2 separate regions of the Homo sapiens genome follow, and region 1 is linked to region 2. A link is an interaction called in ENCODE POLR2A ChIA-PET data of the cell type or tissue named here. Cell type or tissue: HepG2. All regions are shown on one strand. Links, peaks and the distances in the headings refer to the core of each region. The heading gives the core; the rest is flanking DNA.

What was found. ChIA-PET counts read pairs that join two places held together with the same protein. Peaks named below come from ENCODE experiments on the same cell type or tissue, not always from the same donor. Only the 100,000 strongest peaks of a DNase experiment are listed, where the experiment ranks them.
Region 1: POLR2A ChIA-PET joins it to region 2 with 5 read pairs; 2 of 35 experiments call an interaction of 5 or more read pairs at or near these places.

Annotation. Positions count from the first base shown.
Region 1 is chr12:115,311,357-115,322,282 of GRCh38, reverse strand. It overlaps LOC124903082 (a long non-coding RNA gene), which reads left to right. Exons shown (of 11, transcript XR_007063592.1): 7 at 670-788; 8 at 7,996-8,099. Among named protein-coding and RNA genes, the nearest start is that of LINC02463, 570 kb to the left of the region's middle. In HepG2, for the core only: no CTCF peak of the experiment used is centred there; a DNase peak (open chromatin) is centred at 8,162; H3K27me3 peaks cover 405 bases.
Region 2 is chr12:114,698,311-114,709,236 of GRCh38, reverse strand. The region is part of intron 1 of TBX3-AS1 (TBX3 antisense RNA 1); the gene reads right to left. Among named protein-coding and RNA genes, the nearest start is that of TBX3, 20 kb to the right of the region's middle. RefSeq lists enhancers at 8,093-8,902, 9,741-10,593, 10,594-10,926. In HepG2, for the core only: no CTCF peak of the experiment used is centred there; a DNase peak (open chromatin) is centred at 5,806.

The DNA of each region.
Region 1 (10,926 bases), core at 1,528-9,527, 610 kb before region 2:
TGACACTTGAAGATTTGATCATTATTCAGAGTATTTGTAGAAGTTCTTTTCTGAGTGGAGAAGGGAAGAGGAGTGTAATACAAAAAATCTTGCTTAATTTTTTGGAATAATTTTTTTTACTGGTGACAAGATCTATAATCTTTGAGAGTAGATTTAACTTGGGGAAAGAATAAAATATCACAGAGAAATAATCATTAAAAATAAATAGATGATTTACTTGGTTATACTAATCTAGAGTCCAACAACTAAAATGCAATCATGATATTTTGCCAAAAAAAAAAAATAGATAAATGGGCTGAGCACGGTGGCTCAGGCCTGAAATCCTAGCACTTTGGGAGGCTAGGGCGGGTGGATCGCCTGAGCTTGGGAGTTCAAAACCAGCCAGGGCAACATGGGGAAACCCTGTCTCTACTAAAAATACAAAAAATTAGCCAGGCGTGGTGACACACACCTACAGTCCCAGCTACTCAGGAGGCTCAGGCACAAGAATCACTTGAACCTGGGAGGCAGAGGTTGCAGTGAGTTGAGGTCACGCCACTGCACTCCAGCCTGGGCAACAGAGCGAGACTCTGTCTCCAAAAAAAAAAAAAAAGAAAGAAAAAAAAGAAAAGGAAAAAGCCTCAATGAATAATAATGTTTTTTGTGCCTCAATTGTAAATGCCCATTTAGACATTTCCAAAGGCCATGTTCAAAAAGGAATTCCAAGAACATGTGGTGGGAAGGGAATGGCATCGTATTTGTTCTGAAGGAATACTTGTGAAAAGTGGTCATGTGACAAACTCATTCAGGTAAGGTGACTAAAAACCTACGTTGTCGCTTTATCATTGCCTCCTACTTCTCTTTTGACTGGTGCCTAGAAAAGAGAGATCCAAAAGAGGGAGAGAATAATCCACAATTAAGATAAAGATTATTTTAGGGGAAAGGGAAAGGAAGGAATGAGAGCAAAAAGTGGGCCCTGGGGGTATTTCGAGACTCTGCTTTTGGCCATGCTTTGCTGCCATTTGGCAAGGCGACCCTGGCCTTGTGTGCTTAGAGTCATCTGACCGACGGTGGCCGGAAGCCGACTATGACAGAGACTTGAGATATTGCAGATCGGGTTGAGGAAGGTCAAAATAATTAGTCATTGGAGATGATATGAGGAAAGGAAGGAGGGGGAGGTTGGGGGAGTGGGTGCAACAGAAACAGTTCTAGTGTTGGAGCCGAGGAAGCCAACTCTGAAACATTTGGACCTTTGTTGTCTGACATTGCTTTTGCCACTCCTTCTTCCTTCCTCCCACCTTTGCCTTCCCCACCACCTCCTCCAAACTCCCCTGCCTTCTATCTCTGGCCCCACTGATGACCCCTCCATGTGAGTCGTAGGCTTTTACTACCCATGATTTCTTTTCTCCAAGCAAAAGAGAGAAGAGTTTATTTCATTCTCAGCAGCATCCCTGGCCAGCCTCGTCAAAGGTGAGATGATCCCAGGGTGACCTTCCTTTAGGACTGCCATTGGGAGGGTCGGGGTGGAAGACATTCCAAGAAGCAAGAGGGCACTCTCTGAAAGCGCTTTTATTACCCACGCTGCTCCCCTAGCCCTCCCCCATCATTCAGCCTACTTTGAAATTAATAAATGCACAGCTCAGAGAATGCAGGCTTTATCTAATAAAACCTCTCCCTTACTCTGCCCTCGCTCTGAACCCTTGCCTCAAGCATTTTAGTGAATTTGAGGCTGTTGATGTGGGTGGATTGACAGCCCTTGATTTGGGAGGCCTCCCTCTTTGACTGAAGACAGGTAGAGACAGTGGTGGTAGCAGCACCCAAAACAATCTGGCTGTTTCTCTCTCTCTCTCTCCTGGAAACACCCAGACTTGGGGGCCAGGGCTGAGCTTAGATGCTGCCTTCTCTGGAAAGCCTTTTTAAAGTCATGGACACTTGTGATTCTCAAACTTTGCTGCATGTTAGAATCATCTGGGGGAATTTTAGAAAATCCTGATGTTCAGGTCACATCCCAGAATAACCACGCCAGTTTCTGTCCGTGCGATTCTAACGAGCAGCTACGTTTGAAAACCAATGGCCAAGATCAGTGCTTCTTAAGCTTTAAGTTGCAAATGAACTCTCTGAGTGAAGATGTTGTTAAAACGAAGATTCTGATTCAGTAAGTACGAGGTGAGATCTGATATTCTGCATTTCTTGTTTGCTCCCAGGTGACAATGATACCACTGATACACAGACCACACTTTGAGAAGCAAGGTTCTATAGCAATGGTTCTCAATTCTTATTGCGCATCAGAATCACCCAGAAGGCTTGCTGAAACACACACTCCTGGGCCCCGTCCTTGGAGATTCGGCTTCAGTAGGTCTGGGTGGAGGGCCTGAGAATTTGCATTTCTAATAATTTCCCTGGATGACTGATCCAGGAACCAAAGTTTGAGAACCACTGGCCTAGACTGCTTTGCTCATGCCCCTCCCAGGTCTTCCAGAGTGCCTAAGCTGACTTCGTCGCAGCAGTCTTTTATTCAATCAGCTGGTGTTTACTCGGACACTTCCCATGCTGCAGGGGTTGTACCGGGCACATAGGAGGCAGTGCCTTGTAGCTGTTGTCAGCAAGAACTTTAAATGTGGAAGATGCGTTGTAAATTCCAGCCTAAGCTTTTTAGCTTCCTAACTAGGACAGATTGTTTTATCTATACAATCTGTCATAGAAGCTATTATATGTTGGAAACTCTGGAAGATCTATAATTACCCTTAACACTCAGCTCTACTTTGTAAGTTACATTTATTTATTCTTAGTTTCTAAATAGGATTACCATGGCCAGTGCCTTTCTAACAATTTTAGAGTCATTTTATTTGTGAGATTAATGATTTGAAACTTCGATTTTGTCAGAGATCTCTAGACTGACCTCTAGAGATAGGCGTGTTAAGAATTAACAGCCTTTAAATTCTGGGATACATGTGCAGAATATGCAGGTTTGTTACATAGGTATACATGTGCCATGTTGGTGTGCTGCACCTATCAACCCATCATCTACATTAGGTATTTCTCCTAATGCTATCCCTCCCCTAGCCCCCCACCCCCCAACAGGCCCCAATGTGTGATGTTCCCCTGCCTGTGTCCATGCGTTCTCATTGTTCAACTCCCACTTATGAGTGAGAACATGCAGTGTTTGGTTTTCTGCTCCTGTGTTAGTTTGCTGAGAATGATGGTTTCAGGCTTCATCCATGACCCTGCAAAGGTCATGAACTCATCCTTCTTTATGGCTGCATAGGATTCCATGGTGTATATGTGCCACATTTTCTTTATCCAGTCTATCATTGATGGGCATTTGGGTTGGTTCCAAGTCTTTGCTATTGTGAACAGTGCTGTAATAAACATTCATGTGCATGCGTCTTTATAGTAGAATGATTTATAATCCTTTGGGTATACCCAGTAATGGGATTGCTGTGTCAAATTGTATTTCTGGTTCTAGATCCTTGAGGAATTGCCACACTGTCTTCCACAATGGTTGAACTAATTTACACTCCCACTAACAGTGTAAAAGCGTTCAGTGTTTCTTTAACAGTAAAGACATTTTCATTATCAAATAATGATGTTCATGTTTTTCTAGAAAAACTATCATTACTCCATTTGTTTAAACTTTGATCTTGAATAAAAATAAAACAAGCAAAAAAAATTAACATTCTTCAGCTGGGCGCAGTGGCTCATGCCTGTAATCCCAGCACTTTGGGAAGCTGAGGCAGGTGAATCGCTTGAGGTCAGGAGTTCAAGACGAGCCTAGTCAACATGGTGAAATCTGTCTCTACAGAAAATACAAAAATTAGGTGGGTGTGGTGGCACGCACCTGTAGTCCCAGCTATTCAGAGGCTGAGCTAGGAGAATCGCTTGAACCCATGAGGCAGAGGTTACAGTGAGCCGAGATCACACCACTGCACTCCAGCCTGGGTGACAGAGCAAGCCTCTGTTTCAAAAAAAAAGAAAGAAAGAAAGAAAGAATTAACAGCCTTCTTTCTAGAAGCAGGGATCTGCCCAGTTAGCAAGGAGATTGGGTGGACCAATGCTGGGAATAGAATCCTGAGATTAAAGATATTGTTATTAAAAATATCTCTAATGTCCTTTGAAGTGAGGAGGCTCATTGCCTTTTCCCATTTCAAGAACCTCAGCAATTTTGAGGCACCAGAATTTTCCCTTTAAATCTAACTTCTGTCTTTCTTACTTTATTGTCAGTCCATTTTTAAGCCAAATCACTGAGTTATGACTCACATTGAAACGCTGTGCATCTTTAATGCACACAACTTGATGAGTTTGGAGATAAGTGTACACCTGTGAAGCTATCACCACAATCAACACCATAATCATTTCAATCACCTCCAAAAGTTTCCTTCTGCCCTCTTTGTTTGATATGGTTATTATTACTGTGATAAGAAGACAATGTAAGATCTATCCTTCTAGCATATTTTTAGTATACAATAGAATATTCTTAACTATAGCTACTATGTTGTCCTCTGGATATCTAGGACTTATTTATCTGGCATAATCAAAACTTTGTATCATTTGACCAACATCTCTCCGTTTCACCCTCCCTGTAGGCTTGGCAATCACCACTCTGCTCTCTGCTTCTGTGAGTTTGACTATTTTAGATTCTTCATAGAAGTGGGTTCATGTAGTACTTGTCCTTCTGTGCCTGGCTTATTTCACTTACCATAATATCCTCCAAGTTCATCCACATTGTTTCAAATGGCAGGATTTTCTTGCTTTTTAAGGCTGAATAACAATTCATTATATGTATATACCAATTTTCTTTATCTGTTTATCTGTCAGTGGACATTTAGATTGCTCTCATGTCTTAGCTATTGTGAATAATGCAATTCCGATTTCAATTCCTTTGGATATACACCCAGAAGTGGGATTTCTGGATTATATAATGATCTATTTTTATTTATTTATTTATTTATTTATTTATTTATTTTGAGACAGTCTCGCTCTGTCACCCAGGCTGGAGTGCAGTGGCACCATCCCAGCTCACTGTAACCTCTACCTCCTGGATTCAAGTGATTCTCCTGCCTCAGCCTCCCAAATAGCTGGGATTACAGGCATGTGTCACCACACCCAGCTAATTTTTTAATTTTTATTAGAGACAGAGTCTCATCATGTTGCCTGGGCTGGACTCAAACTCCTGGCCTCAAGAGATCCACCTGTCTTGACCTCCCAAACTGCTGGAATTACAGGTGTGAGCCACTATGCCCAGCCATGATGACCTATTTTTAACTTTTTGAGCAACCTCTGTACTGTTTTGCATAGTGGTTGCACCAATTTACATTCTGACCAAAATTATACAAGAGTTCTCTTTCTTCCACATCCCCACCAAAACTTGTTATCTTTTTAAGACAATAGCCATCCTGACAGGTGTGAGGTGAGATCTCATTGTGGTTTTGATGTGCATTTCTCTGATGATGTTGAGCATCTTTTCATAGCTATTGGTCATTGGTTTGTTTTCTTTGGGAAAATGTCTATTCAAGTCTTTTACTCCTTGAAAAATCTGGTTCTTCTTCACTTCCTTCCTTCCTTTCTTCTTTTCTTCCTCCCTTCTTCCCTTCTTTTCTTCTTTATTTCTTTGCTTCCTCTCTTCTTTTCTTTTCCTTTTCTTTTCTTTCCTTCCTTCCTTTCTTTCTTTCTGTCTCTCTTTCTTTCTTTCTCTCTCTCTTTCTCTTTCTTTTTTCTCTCTCTCTTCCTTCCTTCCTTTCTTTCTTTCTTTCTTTCTTTCTTTCTTTCTTTCTTTCTTTCTTTCTTTCTTTCTTTCATTCTTTCCCTCCCTCCCTCCCTCCCTCCCTCCCTCCCTTCCTTCCTCTCCTCTCCTTTCTCCCTTTCTCTCCCTCTCTCCTAGTAAATTGTAGGAGTTTCTTATATCGTTTGGATATCAACCCTTAATGATATATACAGCTATGGTTTGCAAACATTTTCTCCCGTTCTGTTAGTTGTATTATCATTTTGAAGTTTTTTTGTTCTGTGAAGAAGGTTTTTAGTTAGATATAGTCCAATTTGTCTGTTTTTGCTTTTGTTGCTTGTGCTTTTGGTGCCATATCCAAGGAATCATTGCCAATGTCAATATCAAGGACACTTTTTCCCATTTTTTCCTAGGAGCTTTATAGCCTCAGATCTTAATTTAAATATTTAATTCATTTTAAGTTTGTTTTTGTGTATGGTGTAAGATAAGGGTCCACTTTCATTCTTTTGCACATGGATATCCAGTTTTACCAACACCATTTATTGGACAGAATACTCTTTCTCTAAGTGTGTTCTTGGGACCCTTGTCAAATATCAATTGACTATATAATCACAAGTTTATTCCTGGGCTTTCTGTTTGTTCCATTGGTCTACATGTCTGTCTTTATGCCAGTACTGTATTGTTTTAATGCCTGTAGCTTTGAAACATATTTTCAAATTAGGAAGGGGTGATGCTTCCAGCTTTGTTCTTCTTGTTCAATAGTGCTTTGGTTTCTGGGTAACTTGTGGTTCCATAAGAATTTTAGAATTTGTTTTCTATTTCTGCAAAAAAAAAATGCCATTGGGATTTTGATAGGATGGTATTGAAACTATAGATAGCTTTGGGTAGTATAGACATTTTAAAAATATTAATATTAATTGTATCAGTCCATTTCATTTAGTTGTTATCCAATAATCTGAAGACTTACTGAGGATAAGAATTGTGTCAGAGTATTTCCCTTTTATCTTTCTTGATTAATGGGCTGGTGCATAGTAAATATTAACCAAATGAATGAATGCAGAGATGAAGATTAAGGGCCTTGAGGAGGGTGGTGGAGCTGGAATTTGGACCCAGCTCTATGTAAGTTTAGAATCTCTGCCCTCCCTAAGAATTAATTTTTGCAGGCACCTGAATTCACTCATATGTCATTGAGAAGAGGCTATGGACTCAAAAGACTGGAGTCCTTTTCTAACAGCTTTGAAATCATAAAATGAAAAGAATGAAGATTTCTTTTAATATATTGACAAATTTTGGCACACCATAGAAGGGGTTTTCCTATGTTATTGGAGATACTTCTAGGTCATGCATTGTCATAGCAGAACTACAAATACTTAATTATTTTTCTACCTTACCTAAAATGTGTTTACCACTCTAGCAGGTTGCTCTCCTAATGACTGCTATGAAACAGAGCCATGGGTTCTTTGTACGTCCCAGCCTACTAGAGTCAGGTGGAGCCATGTGTCCAATTCTGTCTATTGGGCTGAGAGAAGAGGGAATACATGTCATTCCCATGCCAAAGCACACAAATCAGATGTGGGTTCTCCATGAGCTCTCTTCCCCTTCTGTGGTGACCATGGCGGACTAATATTGCAGATGATGCAGCTAAGACTAAGTAGTCAACGGATCCTGCCATCATCCTGGATCCTTGAATGGCTATGTGGAGCAGAGCCCCCTTACATTACCTGCTGGGCATACAACATGAATAAGAAATCAACCTTTATGATATTGAATCACTAAAATTCCAGGGAAATTGTCTGCAAAATAGTCTAGGCTCTTTTGAATAATTTAACTCCCAACAGAACAAGCCAAGTTTGTTCTCTCATGGGGATCTTTGTTAAAATTGATGGTCTTTCTGAATTATTTTCTTTTTCTAGCAATTCAAATTGTACCCAGCTCCCACCACCCATTTAACCTGTGACACCGTCATTGGCAGCCATAGTCAACAATGATTTCTTCCTGTAGTTCATTCATTTCACAAATATTTCTTGAGTATTTATTATGTGCCAAGTAGATTAAATAAAAATTAATGAGCCTAAGTACTAAGGTAGAGAAAGTACATGTTTCCTGGCCTTAATACCTCTCTAGGACCTTTTTAGTCTCCGATTACCTTATTTTTTCACAATGTGTTTATATGATCTTCTGCTCTAGTTTTATGAGTGTTTGGCTGGCCAGGGAGGATCCTGATGTTCTTAAATAACCTTTCTTTTATGCCCTTTTCTTCTCTCTTTTCTCTTCTCTGTGAATTTTTGCTGCCTTAGGCTGTCAAATAAACACATTGCTAGGAGGATCACCTCAACCTGTAGGAACTTCCTTCCTGCCAAGAAGCTGGTTCATTCATCACCAAGCATCATCATCATGGAATGTAAGTGCACGCTTTGCTCTGGGCTCTCACTCCCACTGGGACTTTGACCTGGACTCAGTCAGCTGCTTGATTTTCAGAAAGGAGGCTGACCCTGTGGGGTAGACAAAAGCTTGTTTTGATAGTCATCACCACGTGGAAGCTGTGTGTATGTGCCAATTTACACAGCATCAAGGTTTTAGGTTTGCTACATGGAGTTTGGCTCCATCAGGTAAAGCACTGCAGGTTTAGGGAAGCTTAGTTTTTCCTGGCTTTGATGCTCTCCTCTAGACGGAAGGGACTTGTAACAGCTGAGTTGAGAGGTAACCCGTGATACCCGGCGCCCAGATTGGGGAAATGCCCTGCTTAATGTAGCACAGTGAGTGGGGATGGGAGCTGGAACTAGAAGCCAGGACTCATGGGTCCTAATGCAATGTGCATCCTTTCATATCATACTCTCTGGCTACACTTTTCAGGACAAATATTATAATTATTTCAGCCTCCCTTATGAGGCAAAATTATCTAAATAAAAATAATAACTAATAACAATAATTTCTACCATATAGTTAACACTCAGTCTATACCAGGCTTGAACAGGGTAGACCATATACTAAGAGGGTAGTAGGCCCTCAACAGGTAATAATTGGATGGGTGAATGAAAGACAGCATAGCAAAGTGCTTAAGAGGAGGGGTGGGGTTCAAATCCTGGCTCATACAGTTACAAGCTGCAAGACTTTAGCAAGTGAACACAACCTCTCTCTGCCTCATTTTCTGCAATGTTCACATTGGCATAATAATATTGATAACCATTGAAAGGATTGAATGAGGTGGTGCAAGCAAACACTTACTGGCATGCAGTGGGTGCTTGATAACGGGAAACCAATTACTACCCTTATCATCATCATCGTCATCGTCATCATCTTCACTCTTGCTTAGAGGGAGGAACAGAGAAGGTTAAAGTTAGAGGCAGGAAGCCTACTTAAGATGCTATTGTAATTATCCACTCAGTATCTCCCATTACTGAGCCCTTTCCACCTGCCAGACACCGTGCTAAGTGCTTGATGTGCAATATCCCTGGTAACATCATTCTGAGTTTTATGTGTACATTAGACAAAACAAACAGCAAGCAGGATTCAAAATATTTGTCCCCACTCCATAAACAAACCTGCCTGTGTCATCACCATGAGCCTCGTCTCAACATCCTAACTTTGTAAGGCATTTTCCAAAATCAGAGAAGACTCTGCACAATAGAAATTTGGATGCTGGGCCACTGAGAGTTTCACAACTTGTGTCCCCAAAGTATAGTGCCAGCCACCATTCTTCTATGGGGATTCTAGTTTCATGAACTTTATCACAGGGGTTGCTGGAGAAAAAGTCATAGATGTGATAGATGCCTTGAAGCCAGAAACAGCTGTGCCCAGTAGCATCAAACATGAATAGGACTCTGAGTCAGTCTCATATTCTTTTCTCATAGGGACCAGAGTTTCTCTTTCACCAAAGAAAAATGCTTAGGGAAGGAAGCGTTACCCTGCCATATGTCAGCCTTGACAGATAAGCCAGTGCTACAATGGATTTACCAATCCCATGACATTGTATAAAAACTTTCTCAGACCTAGCCACAATTTTGGTATTCTTTCTGAGGACTTTGGAGAGGCAGACCGATCCTTTCATTGGTCATCTGAAAAAAAAAAAAAAAAAAAAAAAAAAAAGAGTCACTACCAAGTCGGTGGGGCTGAGCTGGGGTCTGTGGAGAAATTTCATGTATAAGTTTGGTAAAGCTTCCAGGTCTTCTGGATCCAAGGCAGATCTTGACAATTCAGAACAGTCCTGTGAATTGCTCTGAGGCCATCTCCATGTAGTTCTCCCATGCAATTAGTTACATCTCCTCCTGAAGCTTTCATGGGATGAGCAATTTGATGAATAAAAACAAACAAACAAACAAAAACTTGAGACTTGAGTGCAAAGTATTATTTGGAAATCTTACCTCCTAATGAACTTATTTCAAAGGCAGCTTACCGAGTTTGGTTGAAGGTATGAAGGTAAGAAGTACCTCTACAAATTTATGTAGGGTGGAGGTGGCATGTCCGATTGCCCACATGACACAGTGCTTGTGCAATGCAAAGAACGTTCAAGAATCATCTGCTGTAGGAATGACAGAGAAGCTTCTTCTCAAAGTCTATCTTTTATCAGTGGGTAGTGGCTCCCTGAAACTCTCAGCTGAGATAAATCCTGAGACCTCATCTGGGTTCAACAGGAAAAATAAATAAAATGAGTGACTAGTGATGTCTGTTGTGGATGCGACAATAGAGAGTTATGACCTGTGAGCCAAATATATACTCTCCTACCTACTGTCCAATTTTCTCATTTTCTAGATGGGCAATCTGAGTTTCACGTAAAAGTTACTTGCCCGAAGTTACATAATGTACTACAAGTTAACTCCACATTAAGTTAACACCAATGCGTCTTTTCTACCACATTATAAAATTTAGCTCCAATCACCCATGAGAGGAAAGCAGGCTGATTAAAGAAAAAAATTGTGTATGGCCTCACAATATAAGTTTAGTTTGCTGGTTTCCACCAACATCTGACATATTGGTGACTTATGCATTGTGGTTTATTTTAAAGCTGCCCCCATTTTTTTTTCTTTGCAAAGAACCTGAATTATTTTAACGGGCCACTTTGTGCCAGTCATTTACAAGCCATGGGAACTTCTTGAATTTACACAGTCAGATTAAAGTTATTGTGAAACAGGGTGATGCAGCTTTCACAGGGGATATCCAAGCGACAGGGGTTGTTGACTTGTTATTTGTTGAGTGATGGGCCCTAAACTTCCCCCAGTGATATGTTACAC
Region 2 (10,926 bases), core at 1,662-9,661:
GCTGGGCACTGGTGGCTTACGCCTGTAATCCCAGCACTTTGGGAGGCTGAGGCAGGTGGATCACCTGAGGTCAGAAGTTCGAGACCAGGCTGGCCAAGGTGAAACCCCATCCCTACTAAAAATACAAAAATTAGCCCGGGCACAGTGGCTCACGCCTGTAGTAATCCCAGCACTCTGGGAGGCCAAGGTGGGTAGATTACAAGGTCAAGAGATCAAGCCCTTCCTGGCTAACACTGTGAAACCCTGTCTCTACTAAAAATACAAAAAAATTAGCTGGGTGTGGTGGTGTACACCTGCAGTCACAGCTACTCGGGAGGCTGACGCAGTAGAATCACTTGAACCTGGGAGGTGGAGGTTGCAGTGAGCCAAGATCATGGCACTGCACTCCAGCCTGGCAACAGAACGAGACAAAAGAAAGAAAGAGAGAGAGAGAGAGAGAAAGGAAGGAAGGAATGAAGAAAGAAAGGAAGAAAGGAAGGAAGAAAGGAAGAAAGGAAGGAAGAAAGGAAGAACGGAAGATAGATTCGATTAGCCCCATTTTATTTTACCTTTTTTTTTTTCTTTTTTTGGAGACAGGATCTTATTCTGTTTCCCAGGCTGGACTACAGTAGCAGCATCATAGCTCACTACAGCCTCAACCACCTGGGCTCAAGTGATCCTCCTGCCTCAGTTTCCCGAGTAGCTGAGACTACAGGTGCACGTCACCACACCCAACTAATTTTGTTTTTGTTTTCAAAGATGAGGTCCCACTATGTTGCCCAGGCTGGTCTTAAACTCCTGTGGTTAGCCCTATTTTATAGATAAGCAAACTGAGATCTGGAAGGCCAAAGTCACTTGCCATGTGGTACCAAGACAAGAAAAGGCAGAGTGGGGCAACCTCTGAGCTAAGACCCTTAGCCATTATGATTTTTTTTTTCTTTGTGACCTTAGACAATTACTTTTCCTGTCTGATCCTCAGTTTCTCTAGGTGTAAGGCCTAGCTAAAAGGATTATTTTCCTCTTAGCTCTTCTTCTTCTCCATTACCTTTCTTTTTTTTTTTTCTTTTTTTTCTTTTTTTTTTTTTTTTTTTTTTGCTCTCCATTATCTTTCCTTTTTTTACTTTTCCCAGGAACATGTCAGAGGCAGCCTGGTGTGGAAGAAAGAGAAGTTGAGTCCCAAGTTCTAATTCTAGTTCTGCCTCCTGCTATTTGAGTGACTTCAAGCAAGTTACCTAACCTTTCTAAGCCTCAATTTCCCCAATGGTAGAATGGGAAAGAAAATAATGAGTAGGCCAGGCACGATGGCTCATACCTGTAATCCCAGCACTTTGGGAGGCCCAGGCAGGTGGATCACTTGAGCCCAGAAGTTCAAGACCAGCCTGGGCAACATGGCGAAAACCCATCTCTACAAAAATACAAAACATTAGTTGGGTGTGGTGGCGCACACCTGTAATCCCAGCTACTCAGGAGGCTGAGGCATGAGAATCACTTTAACCTGGGAGGCAGAGGTTGTGGTGAGCCGAGATCGTGCCACTGCACTCCAGCCTGGGCAACAGAGCGAGACTCGGTCTCCAAAAAAAAAAAAAAAAGGCTAGAAAGAGCCTAATTCAGAGTCCAATATAGAGGAAATGTTCAAGTAAAGGTGAGTCTCTTGTATCTTTCCCCTCTCATGCTCCCCCTACAACCCCCAATGTTCCTCACCTCCCTCAGCTCTTGGCCAAAAGGTCACCTTCTCAGTAAGACTGTCTCTGACAACCCTTTAAAATTAAGCCCTGCCATCCCTATGCCTGAACTGCCCGAACTGCTTTATTTTTTCAATGTTACTTTTCACAATCAAACATGTATTTTATCTGTTTTTGTTTATGATCATTCTCTCCCCAACTATAATGTCTTTGGGGACAATAATTTTTTGTTTGGTTTGGTTTCTTTTTGTTTTGTTTTGTTTTGTTTTTTTGAGTCAGGGTCTCACACTGTCACCCACGTTGGAGTGCAGTGGCACGATCTCAGCTCACTACAACCTCCACCTCCCAGGCTCAAGCAATCCTTCCACCACAGCCTGCAGAGTAGCTGGGACCATAGGCGTGTGCCACCATGCCCGGCTAATTTTTTGTCTTTTTGGTAGAGACAGGGTTTTGCTATCTTGCCCAGGCTGGTTTCGAACTCCTGAGCTCCAAGTGATCCACCCGCCTTAGCCTCCCAAAGTGCTGGGATTACAGGCTGAGTCACCACGCTCAGCCAGCCTAATAGTTTTTAATGTGCTTAATTCACTGCTACATCCTGAGCCCCAGACACATAGTAGGCCCTTGGTAAACATTTGCAGAATGGATGAATGAGTTAATGAATGAATGAATGAGTATCAGACCTAGTATTGGTACCTTTAGATGAAGCAAGCAAAGAGCATGGCATGGATCTTGCGTAGTGTAGCTGATTCACAAATGCTTTTGTTCTCATTTTGCTGGGACCCCAGAATCCACTGAGATCATCCTGTTCAACTCTAAGCCACGTTTGATTTACTCATGGGTGTTCTGGGTTTCCAGCTTTCTTATTTCTGTCTGTCACTTAAATCAGCCTCCAAATGCCTGTCCCAGCGGCTCAGAGTTCTTGAAGCTGTATTTCACCAAGAAAAGTGAGTGCTGCTGTCCTGGGGCCATTTGCAATTTCCCTTCCATGAGCAGAGGTGTTTCACTAAGTGCTCTGTTTAAAGGCAAAAAATGCTTCAGTTCCTGACTTATCTTTGTGAAGGGATTACTTGGTGCTAAGGTAGGACTTGTCTACAGATCCTTTGGGGCAAAAAAGCTGCAAAGGTGTTTACAGCGTGATGTTGGGGGAAAAGGGGAGGGAGGGATTCTTTTTCTGGGTGGAAAACTGAAGTTTCAGAGGGACCAGAGCTGCCCAGAACTTCACCCCAGAGGTAGAGTGTGCGTGTATTAGAATAGAGGTATTGATAGACACTTTTAGGAGAAACTTCCCTCCCCAAGCCCTGTCTCTGAGCCAAAATCAGCCTAAGCCAGACCTTGCTCTTTCCTGGCCCTCTGGGAAATATTCCTTGAAAAGCTGTTCACAGAATGGATTTTCTATTCCACAAAACCTGTCTCTTTGCCTTGGCTCGCAGTACAAGCACATTGCCCCAGCTTTCAAAACTGTGCCGATTTCTCATGAGAATCCTCCTCTGTCCCTATAGGGACCAAGAGACCAATTAGTTACTTAATAAGTCAGGGGTTCATACCCTGTTATCTTCCAATAGACTTTTATGGGGGTGTGGGAGACCATGGACAGAATTCATGGATCTGTGAACTTGGATGGAAAAAAAAAATCACACTTTCATTATCACTAAACTCGCAGTGAAATTAGTATTTCCTTCTATTATGAATATAGACAACAAACCACAGGGGGATTAGCAGTGGCTGTGACTGGGTCACCAATAGAAATCTCAGGTGTTAGGCCAGGTGCAGTGGCTCACGCCTGTAATCTCAGTACTTTGGGAGGCTGAGGCAGGCGGATCACCTGAGGTTGGGAGTTCAAGACCAGCCTGGCCAACATGGCGGAACTCCGTCTCTACTAAATATACAAAAATTAGCTGGGTGTGGTGACGCATGCCTGTAGTCCCAGCTACTCAGGAGGTTGAGGCAAGAGAATTGCCTGAACCCAGGGGGCAGAGGTTGTAGTAAGTCGAGATTGCACCACTACACTCCAGTCTGGGCAATAGAGCAAGACTCCATCTCAAAAAAAAAAAAAAAAAAAGAAATCTCAGGTGTTTGTATATAACATTACAGGTGTGACTGGGATCCTGAAATGTTGTTCTGCTCATCCCAACTTCAAAAGTACACTATTAGGGCATTGTGCCACGGCTCACGCCTGTAATCCCAGCACTTTGGGAGGCTGGGGCAGGAGGATCGCCTGAGCTCAGGAGCCTGAGACCACCCTGGGCAACATAGAGAGACCCTCATCTCAAAAAATAGTAATAAGGCCAGGTACGGTGGCTGACGCATGTAATCCCAGCACTTTGGGAGGCTGGGGCAGGAGGATCGCTTGAGCTCAGGAGCCTGAGACCACCCTGGGCAACATAGAGAGACCCCCATCTCAAAAAATAGTAATAAGGCCAGGCACGGTGGCTGACGCCTGTAATCCCAGCACTTTGGGAGGCTGGGGCAGGAGGATCGCTTGAGCTCAGGAGCTTGAGACCACCCTGGGCAACATAGTGAGACCCCCATCTCAAAAAATAGTAATAAGGCCAGGCACGGTGGCTGACGCCTGTAATCTCAGCACTTTGAGAGGCTGAGGCAGGCAGATTGTCCGAGGTTAGGAGTTTTAGACCAACCTGGCCAATATAGCGAAACCCCGTCTCTAGTAATAATACAAAAATTAGCTGGGCGTGGTGGTGCATGCTTGTAATCCCAGCTACTTGGGAGGCTGAGGCAGAGAGAATTGCTTGAAGCCGGGAGGTGGAGGTTGCAGTGAGCAGAGATCGCGCCACTGCACTCCAGCCTGGGCAACAGAGCGAGACTCTGTCTGAAAATAGTAATAATAAAATAAAATGTCAATGTAGTATATATTACAGTTCCTGCCCCCACCCTTGCCCCGTTCTACCAGTAAGGCAATGGGGACCCAGATACTTTCCCAGTGCCTGTTAATTCCCAGGGAAAGTGCCAGGCCTTTCCTTGTGGCTTCTCTGGTAGCTGGTGGCCTGCAATCTGCCCCCTCCCAGTCCTCCTAAACCTCTGTAGGGCCTGGGCTAGAAAGTCAGGGACTCCAAGTTCCTGGCGTGGGTGTCAAACATCCCTTCTGAGTGCCCTGGCTCCAGGGTCCCCCGTCCTGAAGGGCCCAGCTGAGTGCGGCTTTCATCAGCCTCTGAGAGGTGGCAACAAGTTTCAGGGCAGGGTGCCTGCTGCCCACTGCCCCCACTTTTGCAGACCAGGCAGAGTGCTGGGAGGACTGGAAGCAAGATTCCAGAGGCATCTGGAAGTTATCAGTAACTCAACTGTCTGGCCAGTGGGGTGGGTTGAGGCCAGTGGCAGAGGGCAGAAACTGGCTGGAGGGTAGAGCGAGGAATCCCACACAGATTCCTGGGGCCAGACCCAGCTCCTGGGGGGAAGGGGTGGTGATGAGCTGGCTGGAAACCCTGCACCCTGCCCAGCCCTCCTTGGGCAGCAGCACCAAAGACAGCTGAAAGTCAATGATGATATTTGTCTGAGAAGAAACAGAGAGGGAGGAGCAGGTGGGCAGAGAGGGAGAGAAGCAGGCAGCCTGCTCCACTGGGCAGCACTTGAAGACCACGGCAGGGAAGGCGGGGCTGGGCAAAGCTCACCCTCTGGTCCACTTGAAGATTCCTGCTTCAAAACTAACCCTGATGGCTTCCAGACAAGTCGGCACCAAGGGTCATTTCTGGAGGCTGTAAGTGTTGTCGATAGCAGCTGTAGGGACAGGTGTAAATCAGCCTGTGCATTCCTCCCCTCGACCCCTCCCAGCTTTCTGCACCTGAAGCAGGTTCCATTTATTACTGCAAGCCAGCTCGGGAGGTCTAAACACACACACACACACACACACACACACACACACACAGGCACACACGGATATGCAGGCATGTGCCCTGTAGGCACATTTTTCTTTTCTTTTTTTTTTTTTTTTTTTTAGTGCTCCTTTAAAGCAAATTCTATCAGCTGTTTGTTAAAGCAAAGCAAACAAGGCTTCCCAACAAAAAAAAAAAAAAAAAAAGAAAAGAAAGAAAAGGAAAAAAATCCTTGATTAGCTACCTTTTAAAATGCCTTTCCTGGCAGACTGGGAGGCAAATAAGGGAGGAGGTAGAGTGAGGGAAGTTGAGCTGCGGTTTATTTGAACTAGTTGGAGTGATGAGTTGGGAGCCTGCAGGGGGCAGGGGAGGGGGTGCAAACGCGGACTTCACCTTCACCAGACTACTCTCAAACCTTCCTTCTCATCATCCACCAGCCTCCTGTGGTTCAACAAAGTTCTGTTTTCCCAAGAGGCTGGGAGGGAGGCTGCCCTTCATCGTCCCCTCCCTCTCCGTTGCAAGCAGGAATGTCTAGGAAATTGTGCAGCCCCTCTTTATTGGGCCAAATGCACTCTGGGAATAAGGAGGACTCTGGGGAAATTCCATTTTCTCTTCTTGGCCAAGTAGTCCCTACCAACAAGAACTTCTTAGTGAGTTTGTGTAGCGTGCTGTTGGAGTGGGGAAGAGGCTTTTCTGTGAAGCCAATGACAGAGAGAAACACAATGCCTTTTTTCCCCAAGATCCCAGCCACACACTCTCCCCCACCCTCTACCACAAAGGCCCTGCTGGGGGCCCCTGGAAACCCCTAATGAATGAGAACCTCTCTCCTAAGTTGTTAGTATTTGATGCTTTATACGGTTTTGAAAACCATATTCCCCAAGGGCTGGAGGCTATTCGGGAATTGGTCGGTTTGAGAAGCTCAATCGTGATTTAATGGAGGCATTTATACCGTGCTAGATAATCTCATACGTATGTCAAGTAATACATCGGGAGGGTGGCCCGGCTCTCTGGCTCTCCATTTCCCCACCATCTTTCTTATGTTTCCTTTTGGCCACTCCTTTCCCATCCGCTTTCCTTAGTCCCCACTTTCCCCACTTTCTCTGCCTCCAGGTGCTTCTCCCTTTCTTTGTCTCACCTCTTCTCTCTCTCTCCCCCCTCTTTCTCCTCCCCCCCCCCACCTCGCCCCTGCACTTGCTTCTTGCTCTCTGTGTTTCTTAATCTTTGTCCTTTCACCCCATCCCCAGTCTGCCTGATCCATCTCTCTCTGTCATTGTCTCTTCGTCTCTAACCTTTATCTCTTCTCCTCTTCTCCTCTCCATGCCTCTCCCACTCTGTGGGTATATAAGGGTCTCTTTTTATCTTCCATGCCTGTCTGTCTTCCTCCCTTGTTTGTCCTTCTTCCCTCATCCCCAAATACCCTCTCTCACTTTCTGTCACCCTCCCTCCCCAACTCCACTGTCCTCATTCTTTTCCACCTTTCTCATCTCCTTCCGCTCATCTCCTCACCCTCCCGCCAGACGCTCAAGCTGGGGGGTTGGGAACAGCCCCAGCTCTTGCCTCGGTGGATCTGCAATGCCCCCAGAGAACTGGGAAGGGGGACAGTGGGCTTCTGCTGCTGGCTTGGAGTTTTGCAATTGTAGCCTGGCCCTGGGAGTCGGGACCTCAGCCCCACATAGCTTCTGTTGAGAGACAGGAGGACTCTGGGCCTCCCCAGGAGTCAGAAATTCTCTCTGGTCCTGTTTACATGCAGCCCCCTCCTCATTTTCAGAGATCATTGCTGCAGGGGCTCCACCCATGGATGCTCCAAGCACCCACTAATGTTCCTTTATTCTCTACAAGTTCTTATTTCTCAATAGGTCTGAGAACTTTTTCTCCTGACCTCAGGAGATGGAGAAGACCTGGACAGAGTGGAGATGGTGGAAAAGGCAGGGGATTAGATTCAAAATTAGGACACCAGGGTCTCTGAGCCTAGCTGGGGACTCTAACTCCAGTGCAAGGAGAGGAAGGGAGCACTTTGTCTCTGGGATCCGTCACAGTTTTGAGATCCCAGGATTCAGGAAAGGGGCTCACAGGAGCTAACTCTTCAGTGGGAAGCTTAATGGAGGATCTCACTTTAGTATCAACTTGGGGAGAAGACAAGTAGTGGGGTTTCAGGCTGAGATGGGAACAGCACTGGGCAAGAGAGAGTAAGAATAATAATAGAGAGAAGGCATAATATATGTCAGGTAGTCTTCTAAGAGTGTAGTCTGTGTGTGTGTGTGTGTGTGTGTGTGTGTGTGTATTATATATATAAACTCTGTGCTTCAGTATATATTTTATATATCATTATGTATATATCAATATATGTGTATATTTACTATTGTATATATAGATTTATATATTTACACACACACATACATATACACACGGAAGCACAGAGTTTAGCAAGTCCAAACAGCTAATGATTCATGAGCACTCACTGTGTGCCAGGGGCTGGGCTGAGCGATGCATATGCATGATTTCACTTACTCCTTGCAATGCTCCTCTGTGGGAGAGCCTGAGAGTCTCATTTTTTTCAGAGGCGGCAAGGGAGGCTTACAGAGGTAAATGGAGGGATACAGTTCCAAGCCTCCAATATGCCATCTCCTAAATTCCAAATGCTCAGCAGGAGGTCGGCTAACACTTCGTTGAAAGCCACTGACCCGGTCTACAAATGTCAGCAGCTATCACAGTGGACCAAGCAGGCCCACAAGGGACCACCTCTGCACACACCTGAGTGTGCACCTGCTGGCTGGAACCTGGCTTGTCCTCGCCTACACACGCAGCCTGGCACACCTGCATGGCAGAGTCCCACCAAGCTGTAGGTCCCACTTAGGGGAGACTGGGACCATGGAAGTTGGTGTGCTCCATTCCTAGTGTGGAAAACAAGATATCCCCAGTGTTTCATCTCCTCCTCTGCGCATGAAGGTGGGTAAACATCCGCGGAGTGGGACGAGCTGGAAAGCGGGTGGCTCTTGGCGTCAGGCAGGAGTTCTTCCAGTGTTGACCCCCCAACCCCCGTCCATGTACAAGAACTGCAGTCTTGCCACCAACCAACCCATTCGCCAACCCTCCCTCGCAGGCATTTCGCCCGTCCCTTCTCTGATCTACAAGGAGCAGGGAAACCGAGGCCCAAAGTAGTTGACTGTAAGCGCGCGAGGGAAGCTCGCCAGGCTCTTGTGTGCGCACCAGGCTGGGATGTGGCGAGCGGAAACCACAGTCCCGGGTCTCCTGGGGCGGCGGAAAGCAAAGCCAAGCGCGGCGCAGGCACCTCCGGGCCCTGAAAGAAACCAAAGTTGGTCAAGCGGGCAAAGGAAAAAGAAAATAAAAACACGGGTTGGGGCCTTTGGAAAGCAGGGCATTCTCCGAATCATCCGCTGGAGTCGCTACTTGAACCTCAAGGATGTGGCGTGGGATGGGGCAGTGGGTCTACAGAGCAGGGGATGGTGCGGAGACAGATTAGGTTTGCTTCTGCAGCTCGGATCTTGTTGCGGGTAGATAGATGTCTATGCAGATCCAAGCCGCTAGGCGTGGGGCAGCGGCGCGGATAACTGGAAGAAAAAGGGAGATTCTGACCTCAATTTTCAATTCCGAATTCCACGTGCATTCGAGGAAAAAGAGACGGAAAGACTGGGGCGGAGGGAGGGAGAAAGAGACAAAAGCAGAGACTGAGATAGAGACAGACGCCAGAGAAATACTAGGAGGATCGAGATTCGCGCCTTAGCGCCAAGCTGAAAGGAGCGAGGCGATTCCAGCGACCCTCGTCCTGTCTATAAACATTTGGTACCAGGCCAGGCCAGGCGGACATGTGATTCCCTGAGGCCCTCTCGGTGCCAAGCGGCGGGCAACAGGAACCCAATGTCCACCTAGAGGGGGGAACCCTCGGCCTTGCCTCTCCTTTGCTGTGTGACTCCAGGAAAGTGTCTCTACTTCTCTGAGCAACGAGTTCTGTCCGTTTAGTTCTGGTAGGGCAACCAGCACGTGGAGCAAAAAGGCCTTGAAATATGGTCGGGCGCTGTGGCTTATGCCTGTAATCCCAGCACTTTGGGAGGCCGAGGCGGGCGGATCACCTGAGGTCAGGAGTTCGAGACCAGCCTGGCTAACATGGTGAAACCCTGTCTCTACTAAAAATACAAAAAATTAGCAGCCAGGCATGGTGGTACGTGGCTGTAATCCCAGCTATTCGGGAGGCTGAGGCAGGAGAATTGCTAGCATTTGGGAGGCAGAGGTTGCAGTGAGCAGAGATCATGCCACTGCACTCCAGCCTGGGCAACAGAGTGAGACTCGGTCTCAAAAAAAAAGGCCTTGAAAAAAATTGGGTTTAGGATTTGTGCCTGCCCTCCCTTCCCCCAACAGAGCTGCTTCTGACGAAAACACCCGATCACCCGGATCTTCAGTGCCTTAGTTGACGCGGGAGAGCTTGAGAAGAAATGTTAGATGAGAACACCGCAGGTACTCAATAATTGCTCCTGTGTTGCAGGTCTGCCTTAATTCTAAATCTCCGTGGAGTGAGGACACAGGTCGCCATTACCAAGCCCTTTCAAAGCCCTGAATGATCTCAGAGGGTTCTAACCGCCTTGGAGAGGGTGAATCCAAGGTGACCCAAGGGTGAAGAACCTATCCAGCAACACACCTCAGGCCTCTGGGCTCCAAAGCCAGGGCTCATTTCCATCCTTTCCCCCTAAGTCAAGGATTCCCGACATCCCGAAACCACCCAGCCCCAGGTGCTGCCAGGCTGAGGTTGAGGCTTTAGAAAGAGCAACCTCAGGGAGGAGAGTTTGGAGAGGGCCGCTGCTGGGGTGAGGGGAGGAGCGCCTGCAGGTAGGAAACCTGGACAAAGTTCAGCAGAGAACCAGGGAGGGGGAAGGGGGACGGTGATGGTGAAAACTGGGGAAAAAAAGAGAGAAGTGAGGAGAGAGAGAGGGAGAGAGGGAGAGAGGTCAGGAGAGGGAGAGATGGAGAGGGGAAGGGGGAGAGGGAGAGAGAGAAAAGGAGAGAAAGAGAAAGGGAGAGAGAGGGAGATAGGGAGAAAGGAAGGGGGAGATAGAAAGGGAGGGAGAAGGGGAAAGGGGAAGAGAGAGAGAAAGGGAGATGGAGAGAGAGGAGGGAAAGGAAGGGGGAGAGAGGAGAGAAGAGGAGAGGAGAGAAGAGAAGAGAAAAAAGAAAGAAAAGAAGAGAGGAAACATGACGGACGCTAGAGCTCGCGAGAGCGCCTGGGTCTGCTCTGCGCGCAGGGTGCCGGGCTCAGGACGCCTAGGCGTCCAAGCTGTGTTCCCCACCGCGCCCCACTCCGCCCAAGGGGAGAGCCCCACGGACCATTGTGGCTTGCACAAAACCCGCGCCCCAAGAGCCTCTGCCAGGCCGCTGGGACTTGATTCATTTCTTGACTAATTAACTGGAAGCTATGTCGCCCCTTCTTTCAG